Linked DNA regions of Homo sapiens: region 2 is linked to region 1. Evidence: read pairs that join two places in POLR2A ChIA-PET (ENCODE). Cell type or tissue: endothelial cell of umbilical vein. All regions are shown on one strand. Region 1 overlaps ST6GALNAC3 (ST6 N-acetylgalactosaminide alpha-2,6-sialyltransferase 3). Region 2 overlaps MIGA1 (mitoguardin 1).

What was found. ChIA-PET counts read pairs that join two places held together with the same protein. Peaks named below come from ENCODE experiments on the same cell type or tissue, not always from the same donor. Only the 100,000 strongest peaks of a DNase experiment are listed, where the experiment ranks them.
Region 2: POLR2A ChIA-PET joins it to region 1 with 5 read pairs; 1 of 35 experiments calls an interaction of 5 or more read pairs at or near these places.

The regions. Positions count from the first base shown.
Region 1 is chr1:76,425,045-76,433,044 of GRCh38, forward strand. All of the region lies in intron 3 of ST6GALNAC3 (ST6 N-acetylgalactosaminide alpha-2,6-sialyltransferase 3), which reads left to right. Among named protein-coding and RNA genes, the nearest start is that of LINC02567, 350 kb to the right of the region's middle. RefSeq lists an enhancer at 565-804. In endothelial cell of umbilical vein, no CTCF peak of the experiment used is centred here; a DNase peak (open chromatin) is centred at 957; H3K27ac peaks cover 1,498 bases.
Region 2 is chr1:77,792,630-77,800,629 of GRCh38, forward strand. All of the region lies in intron 2 of MIGA1 (mitoguardin 1), which reads left to right. Among named protein-coding and RNA genes, the nearest start is that of MIGA1, 17 kb to the left of the region's middle. In endothelial cell of umbilical vein, no CTCF peak of the experiment used is centred here; DNase peaks (open chromatin) are centred at 4,202 and 5,512; H3K27ac peaks cover 1,459 bases.

The DNA.
Region 1 (8,000 bases):
CACCCCGATGAAAATAACAGTTTAATTTTGTCAAGTCATGTAAATTATAGTGAGAGGGATGATGAGAGTTCTCAGCTCTTTGGAGAAGTTAATTTTGTTGTCAGCACATCCACATTTCAAAAATCACAAACTAGAGGCAGAACTTTTCAGTGCCAGTGAGATTTGGTGATCAGATACTGTTTTCATTTCTAATGTCTGCCTTCTGTATAGCGCCTATGCAAATAGGGGCTTTCAAGGATGCAAAAGTAGCAACTTCCCCTATTAGGAGCGTAACTAGCAGCTGCTGTGTTTCTCATAAAAGAGAAAACATCCTGTTTACTAACATACAACCATACGCCCTCACCCGCGTACACTCACACCAAGCTCTTTTTTTAAGGCAGAGCTTTTATTTTGGTTTGAGATAGGCAGCACAGAAATGCAGTCTTTTACAAACATTCCTTGAGCACATATCCCCTGGGTGCTAAGTAGGTGTCAGTCATTGTTCTAGATGTGGGGAATCCACTGATACTTGAAACACATTCTCTAATTTTACTGGGAACTCGTCGGAACTTCTGACATTCATTGGCAAGTTCTTTGCATCTGGTCTCACCTCCTTATTTTTAATATTTATAAACCATGTTCATCAGGATGTCAGTAGAGAAGAAATGAAAGTAGCTGAGAAACCTTGCCGAGAGAGACCAAATCTCAAAGTGAACTAAAAATGTCTTGACCACAAGGATAGAAAGTGAACTAAGATATGTTCTTGAGGCAGCAAAAATAAGTATTGTGCCAAAATCCAGGCTTTACCTCAGTGTCAGATAATCAATGGACTAGAGATTTCACTGTGTTGCCCACAGCCCTGTTAAGAAATCAAGACCATGTGCTTTGTCTATAATCCTGGAGTCAGCCCAGAAGATGAGCTCATAAATATGTTAGCTTAAGTAAAGTTTATGATAATATAGACGATGAATCATCTTCCTGTTTTGAAAAGCATATATTCTATAACTCAGGATTTCTGGAGTCCCTCCAGAAATCTACATGACTTTTGCCCCATTTTCTTTAGGTCTTGATTCAAATGTCGCCTTATAAGAGAGCCCTTTTTTGACAACACTCTCCCACCCCCAACTCTCCCTTTTCTGCTTTTCAAACTCTATTTTCCTTTATGTTACTTGTTATGGCCTGATATGTGTTTGCTATTTTCTGTCTTCCCTTATTAGACTGTAAGCACCATGAGGGCATAACTTGTTGTTTACCTCTCTGCCCCCTCAAATAGCATCTGACACACATAGGTGACACTACCCAGTTGTTGAGTGGGTAACATGAGGTTGTTTGGGATTGTTAGTTCATTATCCTAGGCCTACACAGGGTCAGCATCACCAATATCGCTGTCTTCCACCTTCACATCTTGTCTCACTGGAAGATCTTCAGAGACAACAACATGCATGGAGCTGTCATCTCCTATGATAGCAATGCCTTCTTGTGGAATACTGCCTGAAAGACCTGCCTGCAGCTGTTTTACAGATATATATATATATATCTGTACATATATATATATATAGGGAGAGAGAGAAAGAGAGAGAGAGAATGCCCTCTAAAATAATGATGAAAAATAAAGTAAATACATAAGCCTAGTAACATAGTTGTTTATTATCATTATCAAGTATTATATACTGTACATAATTGTATGTGTTATACTTTTATATGGCTGGACATGCAGTAGTTTACCTAAACCAGCATCACCACAAACACATGAGTAATGCGTTGTACTATGATGCTATGACAGTTACGACATCAGTTGGCTATAGGAATTTTTCAGCTCCGTTTATAATCCTATGAGACCATGGTCATATATGCGGCTCATCTCTGACTGAAATGTCACTGTGTGGCACATGATTGTTTAACTTTCATGAGAGATTCTGATAACCAGGGGAACATTGAGGTGATATAATTTAATCCAAAAAAGTAGATGTTTCAAATAAGATTTTGTATTGGGTAAATAAATGATTACTGTTTGGCTTTTTGGAATTTCATGCATAGCTCAAGAATCTCTGTTGCCAACTTCATGGTCTCCTTAGTGGTACAGAGATCTCAGCAAAGAAACTCAGAAGTGAGCACAACACACTTATTTAATGGGTAAGGAAACCTAAGACCAGGGCAAATCTAGTGACTTTCTCAAGTCCCACCTCTTGTAGTGAAACTTCATTCATGGGGTCTTATGAATCCTAGGCTAGTGTCATGTTTACTGGCTCACAAGGACTGCCACCATTGAATTGAGCACCAGGTTGAGTATTTCTCAAATGTGCTCTGGGGACCATCTGCTTCAGAATCTTCTGGAGGGTTCTGCTAGAAACATAGCCTCTCAGCCCTGTGGATTCAGAACCTCTGGGAATGGCTCTGCATTTAAACAGTTCCCCAAGTGTGTCTTACACATTCCTATGCCTGGAGAACCAGTGACCCAATATGTGCAAGGATTCTTGATTCTCCTCCATGGAAAAATAAAAAAATTAATCGTATCTCCAAACTATATGAGTACATATCTATCGAGAACCTGGACCAACAGTTTTTCTTGGGGAGGGACACTGGTCCATATTAAAATTAGGTTAGTTTTACCATCAAGTTGGATAATATGAGCTACTTTGAACTTTTGGGCTTAAATCTATCTAGTTCATTAATTTCTGCCACAAAATTTTTAAGTGCACATTGCCAGGAATTCAGAGATAACTGAGACAACCCCATTGCAGTTGGGGGAGACAGATATAGTTTCACAGGGCTACAGAAAAGCCCCGAAGGGCCTGTCTTGTCTCCATGTGAGACCTCAGAACCATGTAATGCAACCAACCTTAGTTGCATAGTAAGTAACCAACCAGGTGTGTATAGTAAGCTGCATTCCTAAATGTCTTTCTATAGTTCTGGACATCTCTCTAAGTCCACCAAATAGTCTCAGTCTTCACACAAAGAATAGTGAGGAGATCTGTTTATTCTCAGAGTTAGTGGACAAAAGCAAATATTCTATTAGATGTTATTAGTATTATTATTGTTATTATTTTCAGGACCTACATCCAGCCCCTTGTTGCCATAATCGCTATCCAATCACACTGCCCTTTTCCTTTGTTATAATAAATTTCTCCCACTCTTCATCATCTTTGAGGATGAATCATACGGTTCATCAGCATCTTACTTCCTGACATACAACCCTGAAATTGAACAATTCAAAAAATTTCCCAGAAATGACTTTGTGGGATTTTAATCTAATTCTCTGAATGGTGAAAACTCTTTAAGACATTTTTCAAAGGCCAGGTTTTTAAATATTTCATACCATGGAAACTGTCTTAGGAAAGAGTTGGGGACTTAAGGTCACAAAAAATGAGAAAAATTATACTTGAGAAAACCTTGTAAACTAGAACTTCTTGTAAGAATATTAATATGTTATTTTTATCCATCTTAAAATTTCCTCAGGCGTGTGCTGAATGAGCCTACTTCATGGTTGTAGTTTTGTTGTTCTTTCCACGTTATTTTGCAGTTCTCCCTGTGGCCATCATATTGATTTTAACACTGTGGTCATCATTATAGGAAAATGGAGGCATTAATAACTTGGTCTCTGTGGACAGATTGTAATAGAAAACCTTATAAATAATTGCCCACTAATGGGAAAATTGAAAATATGCACTGTATTATAATGGTCATAATGTAATCATTAAAATTATAATTATGTGACAATGAAAGAACTCATTATGCATTAGTTTATCTTTACATAATGCTAATAGCTAATGAAAGTGTGACAATTAGATCTAATTAAGTTTAACAACATTTCTGCACTTCTCGTAAACAGGCTATGTTTTGCCAGAAATTGTATATGCGGAGACATTAGTGATACCGAGGTCCATCTCATATAATATGAGTTTTGAAATGTAACCATCAGTCCTATGAAGAACCTTAACTTTATAATGCCTTTTTGTTAAATGAACTGGAAGTATGAGTCTTTACTAAGGGTAGCTTTATAAAAAAGTTTCTCAGATTGTGTCATGTTTTAGTTAAAAATAACAATTAGTCCTTCCTCTTCTACTAATCTGTGCTTATATATTTGTGTGTGTGTATGTGTATGTATGTACTTGACTCATCTGTGTTTTGTTTTTAACAATAGAATTGTTATACTGAATTCTCAAGTTAGAGGTTTGATTGATTGATGATAATGAATCAAGTAGATGTTGGTTTCTTGTCATAGATTATAGCATATAACAGTCCACCATGTCCTATCTGTATGATCTAGGTCAAGTGTAAACTCTCTGTGCTTCAGTTTTCTCATGTATAAAGTAGTGTCTATACTTTTGTTAGAATTAAACTAGAAATTTATAAATTTCTTAGCCTGGGCATAGCACATGGTGCTAGTATTTACTATTATTAGTAGGAATTATTTTATATCTATATCATAATATCAAGAAGAATTCCAGCTAGTATCACTTTTCCTCCACTGACATTTTATTGCATTGCACATTTAGATAATCATCCAGACTTTTATTTTTCCATCATTTAGAAAAATCATTACATACATCATATTGAAAACAGTATAGGGACCTTCAATATGTGCTCAACATATTCTTCAGAGTGGAGTTTTAAGACTCTTGAGCACTGGAAGACATTGGCCTTGTCACCAGGGTTTCCAACTGCTCAGGTTTCACTTACAGAATGATAGACTGTGAGCTCAACTATGAATGACTCTTGGCCGCTCTCATCAGTCTTGGATCATCAGGAAGCCTCAGAAAACAGAGACTGTTCAAGTAAATACAGGTAGAAATTGGCAAACTCAGTCACTTGCTACCATGCTTCCAAAAAGCCATGATACTGGTCTTTACTTTTCTACCATTCCTTTTATTGATATATGTTCAGTACAAATGAAACATTCTCTCCCCAAGAGGACTCATTCACTTCCATAAGTCAACCATCACTGCTACGTCTTGTCTCCATCTCTGCTATCACTTCTAAACATTGGTCTCTAAAACTAGGTTGGCCTTTAGGCATTTTCTGTGTGAAATTCAATCTGTTTAAATTTGACTTATCTTTCCTAACGAAAATGTAATTGAGTTACCAAGTCCACAGTCACTTACTTCAAAATATTCTTTGATTATATGCTTTGTTTCTATCTCGAGGCTCTCATTGTCTCAGGTCTAGACTATGAAAATAGTCTCCATCTATTCTCACTGCTTTCCATCTTTTGCCCTTCAATCTGCATTTTATACTTCCACCAGATTAATCTTCCTAAATCACTTTTACATTTCATTCACCTACCCACAAAACTCTGATGGTTCTTCATTGCCTTTAGTTTCTTTTATCTGGCATTCTTGTCCCTCAAAGAATTTTGTCCAGCAATTTTTCTAAGTTTGTTGCCAACTAGTCCCTACAGTTGTTCTCTGGCCCAACCACATGGGTCTGCTCGTTATCTCCAGATACACATTCTAAGCTTTGCATCTTTGCTGACCCTGTTTCTCAGCTGAAATGCTGTTCCTTTTCTACTCTTGTCAAATAAATCATTTAAGGCATAGCTCAAGAGTTGACTTTTTCCATGCAGCTCTCTCTAACAGCCCCATTTATCCCTCCCTCCTACGAATTCCTCAAGCATTTATTTTTCTCGCCCTGTATCTTGCACTTGTACAGGCTAGTTTGGCTGCTTCTTATCTTTTATGTACAGTTCCAGCTGGCCAATGGGATTGGCAATATTGGAAGCCCCTCAAGGCTGTTTTTTCATCTCTCTGTGCAGAGTTCTCAGTGTATATTAGGTCCTTAACAAATATTTTTTTATGAGAGTGTCAATTTCGTAAGCACTTGAAGATAGTACTAAAAAGCCTTCTTGCCACTTGGTTCTGCCTGGAGCTGATTTCATACTTACAAAGTAATGATTTCTGAGCCTTCTGCTTATAGAAATCGTGTAAAGCCTCTTGGTAGAATGAAGCATGATGCCCTCTACCCTGAACTCAAAGACCTTTTTGGGAAAGTATTATTTTAGCTGAGAGTTTAAGGGAGAGGACAGACAGATTCCTGTGATGCAGAGATCAGCATCACAGCCCTGGCAGCCCCCTCCTCTTGCTGAGAACAGCTGTTTCAAATGCCCATTTTAGAAGGGCCCTTAACTTTCCTTAGGGCTGCTAAGAGCAAGTTCTGGATCACCTGTAGCTGCTGCTGCTTAGATAACCCCAGAAACAAAAGCAGGTGAACACTGGGTATGCTTGCCTCAACTTTGCCACTAACTAGTTAAGCTTGGGAAGCCAGCTCACTTCCAACAGTCTCAAATGCTTTATCTCCTCTGCCCTAAAGTGGGTGAAGAGCTCCAGAATTAAAATTTGATAATTTTTACTTTATTTTTAAATCAAAGGTAGCTGAAAGTTGAATTTTGATTAAAAAAATAAAATTCAAGACAAATCCACCTGAATTTTGTAGCTCTTCATTTCATAGATGTAAATCTATCACAAATTATCATTCTGTCTTTCTTTCTGTCTCTCAGTTCCTCTCCCTTTCTGTCTCTCTCATACACATGCACACATATACACAAAATATTCCATAAAATCAGTTTTTACCAGAAATCTCTTTCATGCTGGTTCTCCTCTATGTAGAAAGAGCTACAAATGAAATGGAACATGGGAATAGAACAAGAAGCTGATTCTCTTTTAAATTGCCTTATTTGTTTTTTCTTTGGGAAGTCCGAATTTTTGAAGACTTAATACAACCCTGCCCCAATATAAACTGTCTCTCGCATTATTAACATCCCCCCCGCCCAGAGTGGTACATTTGTTACAACTGATGAACCTGCAGTGACACATCATTATCCCCCAGAGTCCACAGCTTACATTAGGCATCACTCTTGGCATTGTACATACATTCTATGGGTTTATACAAATGTATAAGGACATGTATCCACCATTATAATACAGAATAGTTTCACTGTCCTAAAAGTCTTCTCTGCTCTGTCTATTCATCCCTCTCTCTCCCCTAACCCCTAACAACCAATAATCTTTTTACTTTCTAATTGTTTTGCCTTTTCTAGAATGTCATATACTTGGAATCATACAGTATGAATCCTTTTCAGACTAGATTCTGTTACTTAGTAATATTACACTCCTTTAAATTTCTTACTTATTACACCCATTTAAAGTTCTTCCATGACATTTCATGGCTTGATAGCTCATTTGTTTTTAGTGCTGAATAATATTCCATTGTCCGAATTGTACCACAGTTTATTTATCCATTTATCTACTGAAGGACATCTTGGTTGTTTCCAAGTTTTGTCAATTATGGATAGAGTTGCTATAAATATCTGTGTGCAGGTTTTTGTGTGCATGTAAATTTTCAACTTGTTTGGGCAAAAAAAATGTTTTATGTTATACGCTGAAAAATGCTGGCTGAAATATGTAGCTAAGTTGCCTTTATTGCCTTTTTTTTTTTTTTTTTTTTTTTTTTTTTGAGACAGAATCTCACTCTGTTGCCCAGGCTGGAATGCAGTGGCACAAACATGGCTCGCTGAAGCCTTGACCTCCTGGGCTCAAGTGATCCTCCCTCCGTAGCCATCCAAATAGCTGGAAATACAGGCGTGTGCCACCATGCCTGGCTAATTTTTAAATTTTTTTTGTAAAGACAGAGTCACTCCATGTTGCCTAGGCTGGTTTTGAACTTCTGGGCTTAAGTGACCCTCCCACCTTGACATCCCAGAGTGCTGGGATTACAGGCGTAAGCCACCATGCCCAGCCTACTTTTGTATTCTCTTATAATGTTGAGTGACTTACCTTTTGGGAGTTATAGATATTAGATACAACTTGAAGTCTTTTTCCTTCATTTGTACCATCAAAAGATGTTTTCGGTGTTCAATGAAAATTGTTTCAAAAGGAATTTGGCAGTCCCCAGGCTTCTACAGGCGGTTTTGAGGATGAAATGTGGGGGCATCTCCATTCTCATTATGTTGATTTCTCCTTGTGACAAAAACCTTTTGCCACCCCGCCTGCTTCCCCTCTTGTGCTCTGTCTTTTCTCTCCTCTTTC
Region 2 (8,000 bases), 1.4 Mb after region 1:
CTGGTATCTCACTGTGGTCTTAATTTGCATTTCCCAATTGGCTAATGATGTTGAACATCTTCTTGGGTTTGTGTGTGTTTGCCATCTGTATATCATCTTCAATGAAATGAAATGTCTCTTCATGTCCTTTGCCCATTTTCTAAATTGGATTGTTTGCTTTTTTTTTTTTTTTTTTTGAGATGGAGTCTCACCCTTGTAGCCCAGGCTGGAGTGCAGTGGCGCGATCTCAGCTCACTGCAACCTCTGCCTCCCGGGTTCAAGTGATTCTCCTGTCTCAGCCTCCTGAATAGCTGAGATTACAGGCATGCAGCACTATGCCCGGCTAATTTTTTTGTATTTTTAGTAGAGACGGGGTTTTACCACGTTGGCCAGCCTGGTCTTGAACTCCTGACCTTAGGTGATCTGCCCGCCTCAGCCTCCCAAAGTACTGGGATTACAGGCATGAGCCACAGCACCCGGCCTGTTTTTTTTGTTTGTATGTTTTTTGTTTTTTAAAGACAGGGTCTCTCTGTTGCCCGGGCTGGAGTGCAGTGGTGTGATATCGGCTCATTGTAGCCTCAATCTTCTGGGCTCAAGCAATTCTCTCACTTTAGTCTCCTCATTAGCTGTGACGCAGGCATGCACCACCATGCCTGGCTAATTTTTGTATTTTTTGTAGAGACGGGGTCTCACCATGTTGCCCAGGCTGGTCTGGAACTCCTGAGCTCAAGCAGTCTGTCCGCTTTGGCCTCACAAAGTGCTGGGATTATAGGCATGAGCCATGGTGCCCAGCCTATTTGCTTTTTTTACTGTTGAATCCTGAGAGGTTTTTTTTGTTTGTTTGTTTGCTTGTTTGTTTTGTTTTGTTTTGAGAAAGGATTCCCTCTATCATCCAGACTGGAATGCAGTGGCACAATCTTGGCTCGCTGCAACCTCTGCCTCCCAGGCTCAAGTGATTCTCATGCCTCAGCCTCCTGAGTAGCTGGGACTACAGGCATGCGCCACCATGCCCAGCTAATTTTTTTTTTTTTTTGTATTTTTAATAGAGATGGGGTTTCACCATGTTGCCCAGGCTGGTCTACCTGACTTCAAGTGATCTGCCCACCTCAGCCTCCCAAAGTGCTGGGATTACAGGCGTGAACCACTGTGCCTGGCTGCTTTACTAAAATTTTATCTTTTTTTTTTTTTTTTTTTTTGAGACAGGGTCTCACTCTGTCGCCCAGGCTGGAGTGCAGTGGCGTGATCTCAGCTCACTGCAACCTCTACCTCCTGGGTTCAAGCAATTCTCGTGCTTCAGCCTCCCAAGTGGTTGGGATTACAGGTGAGCACCACCGCACCTGGCTAATTTTTTATTATTTTTTGTAGAGGTGGGGTTTCGCCATGTTGGCCAGGCTGGTCTCGAACTCCTGACCTCAAGTGATCTGCCCGCCTCAGCCTCCCAAAGTGTTGGGATTACAGCCATGAGCCACCGCGCCCGGCCTTAAACTTTTATTTTGAAAGAATTTTATTTACCAAAGAGTTGCAAAGATTGTACATAGAATTCTCGTGTATGCTTTGTATTAACATCTTAATATTAATGTCTGTTATAACTCTAATACAACTATCAAAACTAAGATTAACATTGTAATCTTAATTTTGTAAGTAATATTCTTAACTACACTATAGACTTTATTTAGGTTTTATTACTTTTTTCCACCTTATATCCTTCAGGATCTTATCTAGGTTCCCACATTGCATTTAGTTGTCAGGTTTCCTTAGTCTTCTCCAATCTGTGACAGTTCTTTCAGTTTTCCTTGGTTTATATGACCTGCTGCTTTTGAAATATATAGGATAGGTATTTTGCAGAATGTCCCTCAGTTGAGTGTGTCTTATGTTTTCTCAGGGTTGGATTCAAGTTATGCATTTTTGGCAAGATGTCACAATATCAGGGGATACATGATGATGTCTGTGTGCCTTGTTACTGGTGATAGTAGCTTTGATCACTGGTCAGGCATGGTGTCTCATTCCTATAATCCCAGCACTTTGGCATGACAAGGTGGGAGGATTACTTGAACACAGTGATGCATGTCTGTAGTCCCAGCTACTCTGGAGGCTAAAGTGGGAGGATCGCTTGAGCCCTGGAGTTTAAGGCTCTGGTGAGCTGTGATTGCACACTGCACGCTAGCCTGGGCAACAGAGCGAGACCCTGTCTTTTGAAAAAAGGCACACACACACACCCCTTGATCATTTAGTTAAGGATGTGTCTGCCACACTTTTCCACTTTTTCTCCTTTGTAAATAAGAAGTTTGGAGGTAGAGACTTTGACACTGTAAGATATCTTACTTTAGTACTTATTTCTTGATGCTGCCTTCAGGAGTTTTTTGTTTTTTTTTTAAGATGCACCCTTGCTCTGTTGCCCAGGCCGGAGTGCAGTGGCGTGATCTCGGCTCACTGCAATCTCCACCTCCCGGGTTCAAGCAATTCTCCTGTCTCAGCCACCCGAGTAGCTGGGACTACAGGCGCATGCCACCATGCCCAGCTAATTTTTGTATTTTTAGTAAAGATGGGGTTTCACCATACTGGTCAGGCTGGTCTTAAACGGCTGACCTCAGGTGATCCACCTGCCTCGGCCTCTCAAAGTGCTGGGATTTACAGGTGTGAGCCACTGCACCCAGCCAGCAGTTCTTACTGAAGTGTTTATTGGTGATTTTCTATTTCCTTCATTACTTCTACATTTATTATTTGGAATATTTTTCTTTTTCTTTTCTTTTTTTTTTTGAGATAGTTTCTTGCTCTGTTGCCCAGGCAGGAGTGCAGTGGCACAATCATGACTTACTGCTCGGCTCAAGCAATCCCCCTACCTCAGCCTCCAAGTAGCTGGGACTGTGGGCACCCACTGCCATACCCTGCCAATTTTTGTATTTTTGTTAGAGATGGAGCTTCACCATGTTGCCCAGGCTGGTCTCAAACTCCGGCTCAAGTGATCTCTCCACCTTGTCCTCCCAGAGGTGTGAGCCACCATGCTGGGCCTGGTATATTACTTTCTTTTTTTTTTTTTTTTGGAGAGATTCTCACTCTGTCGTTGAGGCTGGAGTGTAGTGGCATGATCTCGGCTCACTGCAACCTCTGCCTCCTGGGTTCAAGCGATTCTCCTGCCTCAGCCTCCTGAGTAGCTGGGATTATAGGTGTGCGCCACCATGCCTGGCTAATTTTTTTTTGTATTTTTAGTAGAGACGGGGTTTCACCATGTTGGCCAGGCCAGTCTGGAACTCCTGACCTCAAGCTATCCACCCGCCTCAGCCTCCCAAAGTGCTGGTCATATTGATACTTCTGACTTCAATCCAACAACAGATATTTCATTTTAGCATTCCTAGTTGGATCATTTGTGACGTGTTTATTCAGCAGTGAGACACCTGGCTCTCATTAACTATAGTGTATTACTCATAATATATTTACTTATTATAATATCTAGTGTACACATAAAGAAATTTCAGAATTTGCACCCCAATACTCCTCTTTTTAAAATTCAACTTAATTTTTTTTTTTTTTGAGATGGAGTCTCTCTCTGTCACCCAGGTTGGAGCACAGTGGCATGATCTCGGCTCACTGCAAGCTCTGCCTCCTGGGTTCACGCCATTCTCCTGCCTCAGCCTCCCAAGTAGCTGGGACTACAGGCGACCGCCACCATGCCGGCTAATTTTTTTGTATTTTTAGTAGAGACGGGGTTTCACCATATTAGCCAGGATGGTCTCGATCTCCTGACCTCGTGATCCACCCGCCTTGGCCTCCCAAAGTACTGGGATTACAGGCGTGAGCCCACCGTGCCTGGTCTTAATTTTTTTTTTTTTTTTAAGAGATGGAGTCTCACTTTGTCACACAGGCTGGAGTGCAGTGGTGCGATAGTAGCTCACTGCAACCTCGAACCCCTGGGCTCAACTTATTCTCCTGCCTCAGTTTTCCAAATAGCTGAGACTACAGGCAGGTACCACTGCAGTTGGCCCCAGTACTCCTTTGAGAAACAAATTTACCAACAGGTTACAGTATTTATGTCTAACTCTTTTTGTCTGTAGTCTTACAATATCCAGGCAAAACACTGTCACTTAGGTCAGCGCCTTTCTTCCTCACACCTTTCAGTGTGCTTCATTTGGAACAAAGTTTGATTTACTTTTCACAGCCTGTGATTTATCTTTGGATCCATCTGTGATCCCATATCCTGGTTGATTTTTTTTCAATTGACATGGAGCACAATTTGTTCTTTGTTGTGCCCAGTTCTGTGTGTTTTTACAGCTGTGCAATCATGTGTCCATCACCACAGCACCAAACAGAACAGTTCTTCATCCCCAGAGTTCCCGTGTGCTGCCCCTTTGTGGTCACCTCTGACCGCTAGCTGCCATTGATGTTTTCTGTCCCTGTAGTTTTATCTTTACCCACAAATGTCACATAAATGGAATTAAACAACGTATAATCTTTTGAAATTGGCTTTTTCCTTTTACCATAATGCATTTGAAATTCATCCACATTGTTGTTTGTCTGAATAGTTTGTCCTTTTTTGTTGATGAGTAACATTCCATTGTATGAATGTACTACAGTTTATCTGTTCACCTGTTGAAGGGCATCCAGGTTGTTTCTGATTTTAGGTGATTATGAGGTCATACATATTTTCTCCTGTGTTTTCTTCTAGAAATTTCTTCTTTGGATTTTCTTTCTACCTTTGACAAAAATAGATTGACTATATGTTTGTGTGTGTTTCTTGCAGGCTGTCTATTCTACTGTATTGATCTATACGTCCACACTGTATTGCCTGTTGCTTTACAGTTAAGTCTTGAATTCAGCTATTTTGAGTTCTGCAACTTTGTTCTTTTTAAAATTGTTTTGGTTCCTCTAGTTCTTTTGCCTTTTCTTAATTTTTTAAAAATAAGCTTATCAGTAACTACAAAAATTTTTCTGGGTTTTTTATTTGGATTATGTTGTTTATGTAGATCAAATTGGAGAGAAAAATTCCTATAATCCATGAATATGATGTCTCTCTCCTTTTATCTTCTTTGATATCTTTTGTGTTTCATTGTTACCTAGCACAGATTTTATTAGATTTAGCTCTAGTATTTTCCTTTTCTTTTTCTTGGTGCTATTATAAATAGTATTACTTTTTGAAATTCAAATTCCGGTTGCTTATTGCTTTTATACAGAAATACAGTTGATATTGTATATTGACTTTGTATTCTGTTATCTTGTGAAACTTACCTACTAGTTATAGGAGCTTTTTTGTAGATTCTTTGTAACTTTATAGACAGCTGTATCATATGTGAATAGTTTTACTTCTTCCTTTCTAATATGTATTCCTTTTATTCCTGTTTCTTAATTTTTTGTACTGGCTAGTACTTCTAATACGACATTGGTGAAATGACATCCTTGCCTTGTTCATGATCTTATGGGGAAAGCATTTAGTTTTTCACCATTAAGCATGATCTTAGCTACAGGTTTTTAAAATAAATACCCTTTATCAGATGGAGGAATTTCCCTTTTGTGTTAGTTCCCCAGAGTTACCATAACAAATTACTACAAACTTGGTGACTTACAACAATAGAAATTTAATTTTTTAATTATGGAGGCTGAAATCACAGTGTAGCAGAGCCACACTTCCTCTGAAGGTTCTAGGGGAGAATCCTTCCTTGCCTTTTCCAGCTTCTGGTGACTCCAGACATTCTTGGCTGTAGCAGCATGGATTAGTCAGTTCTCACTCTGCTGATAAAGACATACCTGAGACTGGATAATTTATAAAGAAAAAGAGGTTTAATGGACTCACAGTTCCACATGGCTGGTGAGGCCTCACAATTATGGTAGAAGGCAAAAGGTGCGTCTTCCATGGCGGCAGACAAGAGAGAAGTGAGAGCCAAGCGAAAGGAGTTTCCCCTTATAAAAGCATCAGCTCTTGTGAGACATATTCTCTACCATGAGGACAGTAGGAAACTGCCCCTATGATTCAATTATCTCCCACGGGGGCCAACTCACAACACGTGGGAATTATGGGCGCTACAATTCAAGATGAGATTTGGGTGGGGATGTAGCCAAACCATATCACAGCATAGCTTCAGTGTCTTTACATGGCCTTCCCCTTTGTGTATTTATGGCTTACAAAGATACTCTCATTGGATTGAGGGCACACCCTAATCCAGTATGGTCTCATCTGAATTCTTACTTTAATTATATCAGCAAAGACCCTATTTTCAAATATGATCACATTCTGATGTTCCAGGTGGACATGAATCATTCTGGGACACTATTCAACCTACTACACCTTCTATTCCTAATTTGCTGGGAGTTTTTAAGTAGTCATAAATGGATGTTGAATGTTTTAAAGTGTTCTTTTCACATCTGTTGAGATAATATTATGGCTTTCTTTAGCTGATATTATGGTAAGTTACATTGATTTTTAAATGTTGAACCAGATTTGCATTCCTAGGATGTATACCACTTGGTTATTTATATATTTTTTAATATATTGATGGATTTTATTTGTTAATATTTTGTGGAAGATTTTTTGCATCTATCAATGAGGGATATTAACCTATAGTTTTATTTTTTGTGATGTCTTTGTCTGGCTTTGATATTAACTGTCCCCAACTTAACAATTTTTTGACTTCAAGATGATGCACAACCATTGCAAATTTGACATAATGTACGGTATTCAATAAATTACTTGAGACATCTAAGACTTTCTCATAAAAAGGCTTTGTGTTACATGATTTTGCCCAAATGTAGACTAATGTATTAATAAGTGTTCTGAGCATGTTTAAGATAGGCTAGTTTAAGCCATGATGTTTGGTAGTTTGGGTTTATTAAATCAATTTCTGACTTATGTTTTTAAACTTAGGATGGGTTTATTGGCTATAACCCCATTATAAGTCAAACAGCATCTGGACTAGATTGATAACATGATTAGGACGTATCCTCATTGTGAAATTGATACTGTTTCTTCTTTAACTACTTGGTGTAATTTGGCCTTCAGTTTTCCTTGTTGGAAGGTTTTTAACTACCTATTCAATTTCTTTAATAGATATTTAACTGCTTGTGTTACCTGTTTTTTTTTCCGAGTGAGTTTTGATTTTGTCCTTTGTGGTCATAGAATTGTTTATAGGATCCTTTTTACAGACCTTTGTGAGGTCTGCAGTAATGACTCCTCCTCTTTTTTTTCTGATTTTGGTAATTTGTGTCATTCTTGCTTTTTTTTCTTAATAAGACTGGCTAGAGGTTTTATTAGTTTTCCTTCCAAAAAAAAAAACCAGCTGTTGGTCTTATTGATTTCTGCTTTAATCTTTATAATGCTTCCTATATCCTGCTTGTTTTAGGTTGAATTTGTACTTCTTTTTCTAGAATCTTAAGTCGAAAGCTTAGATTACTGATTTGATATCTTTCCTTTTTTAATATAAGCATTTAATGGCATAAATTTCTCTCTAAAGTTAAAGATGCATCCACAGTTTAAGGCTTTTGTTCTTTAATGGGGATAGAGGAGAAAGGTTATGGTGCTGGTTCATGCCCTCCACAGAAGCTGCTGTTTCCCTCCCTCTGTACCATTAGGGAGACTTTTGTAGGACTCTTTCAGTATTTTCTACGAGTGCCTGGTGATTCTTGATGATAAGATATGCAAGAAAGGTGTGGATTTCACCTACATTTGCAGCACCTCTCTCCAGCCTCTCAACAGTGTATTCTTTCTCCACCAGATTTGAAACGATGCTTGCTGACCTCTTCTTGCTAACGTCATGCTATGTCTTGTCCGTGTAAGCCAATGCTAATGTCTTACCTCTCTGCAAATGCCTGTCTCGTTAGTTTAGGGGGCAATTGGTTGCCCTCTGATCTCCGTATTCTGATGGAGTCAGAATACTTTATTTTGTTGTTGGAGGGTTGAAAGTGACATTCTTTCCAGCTCTCAACATTCCAAGCCTTTAGCTTTATTTTAGAGTTCCTTTGCTTTTAGGTATTTAATAGTGTTTGTCTCCCAAGAGAAAGTTAATCGCTTCTTGCTCTGATGTTAGTACTTATATAAC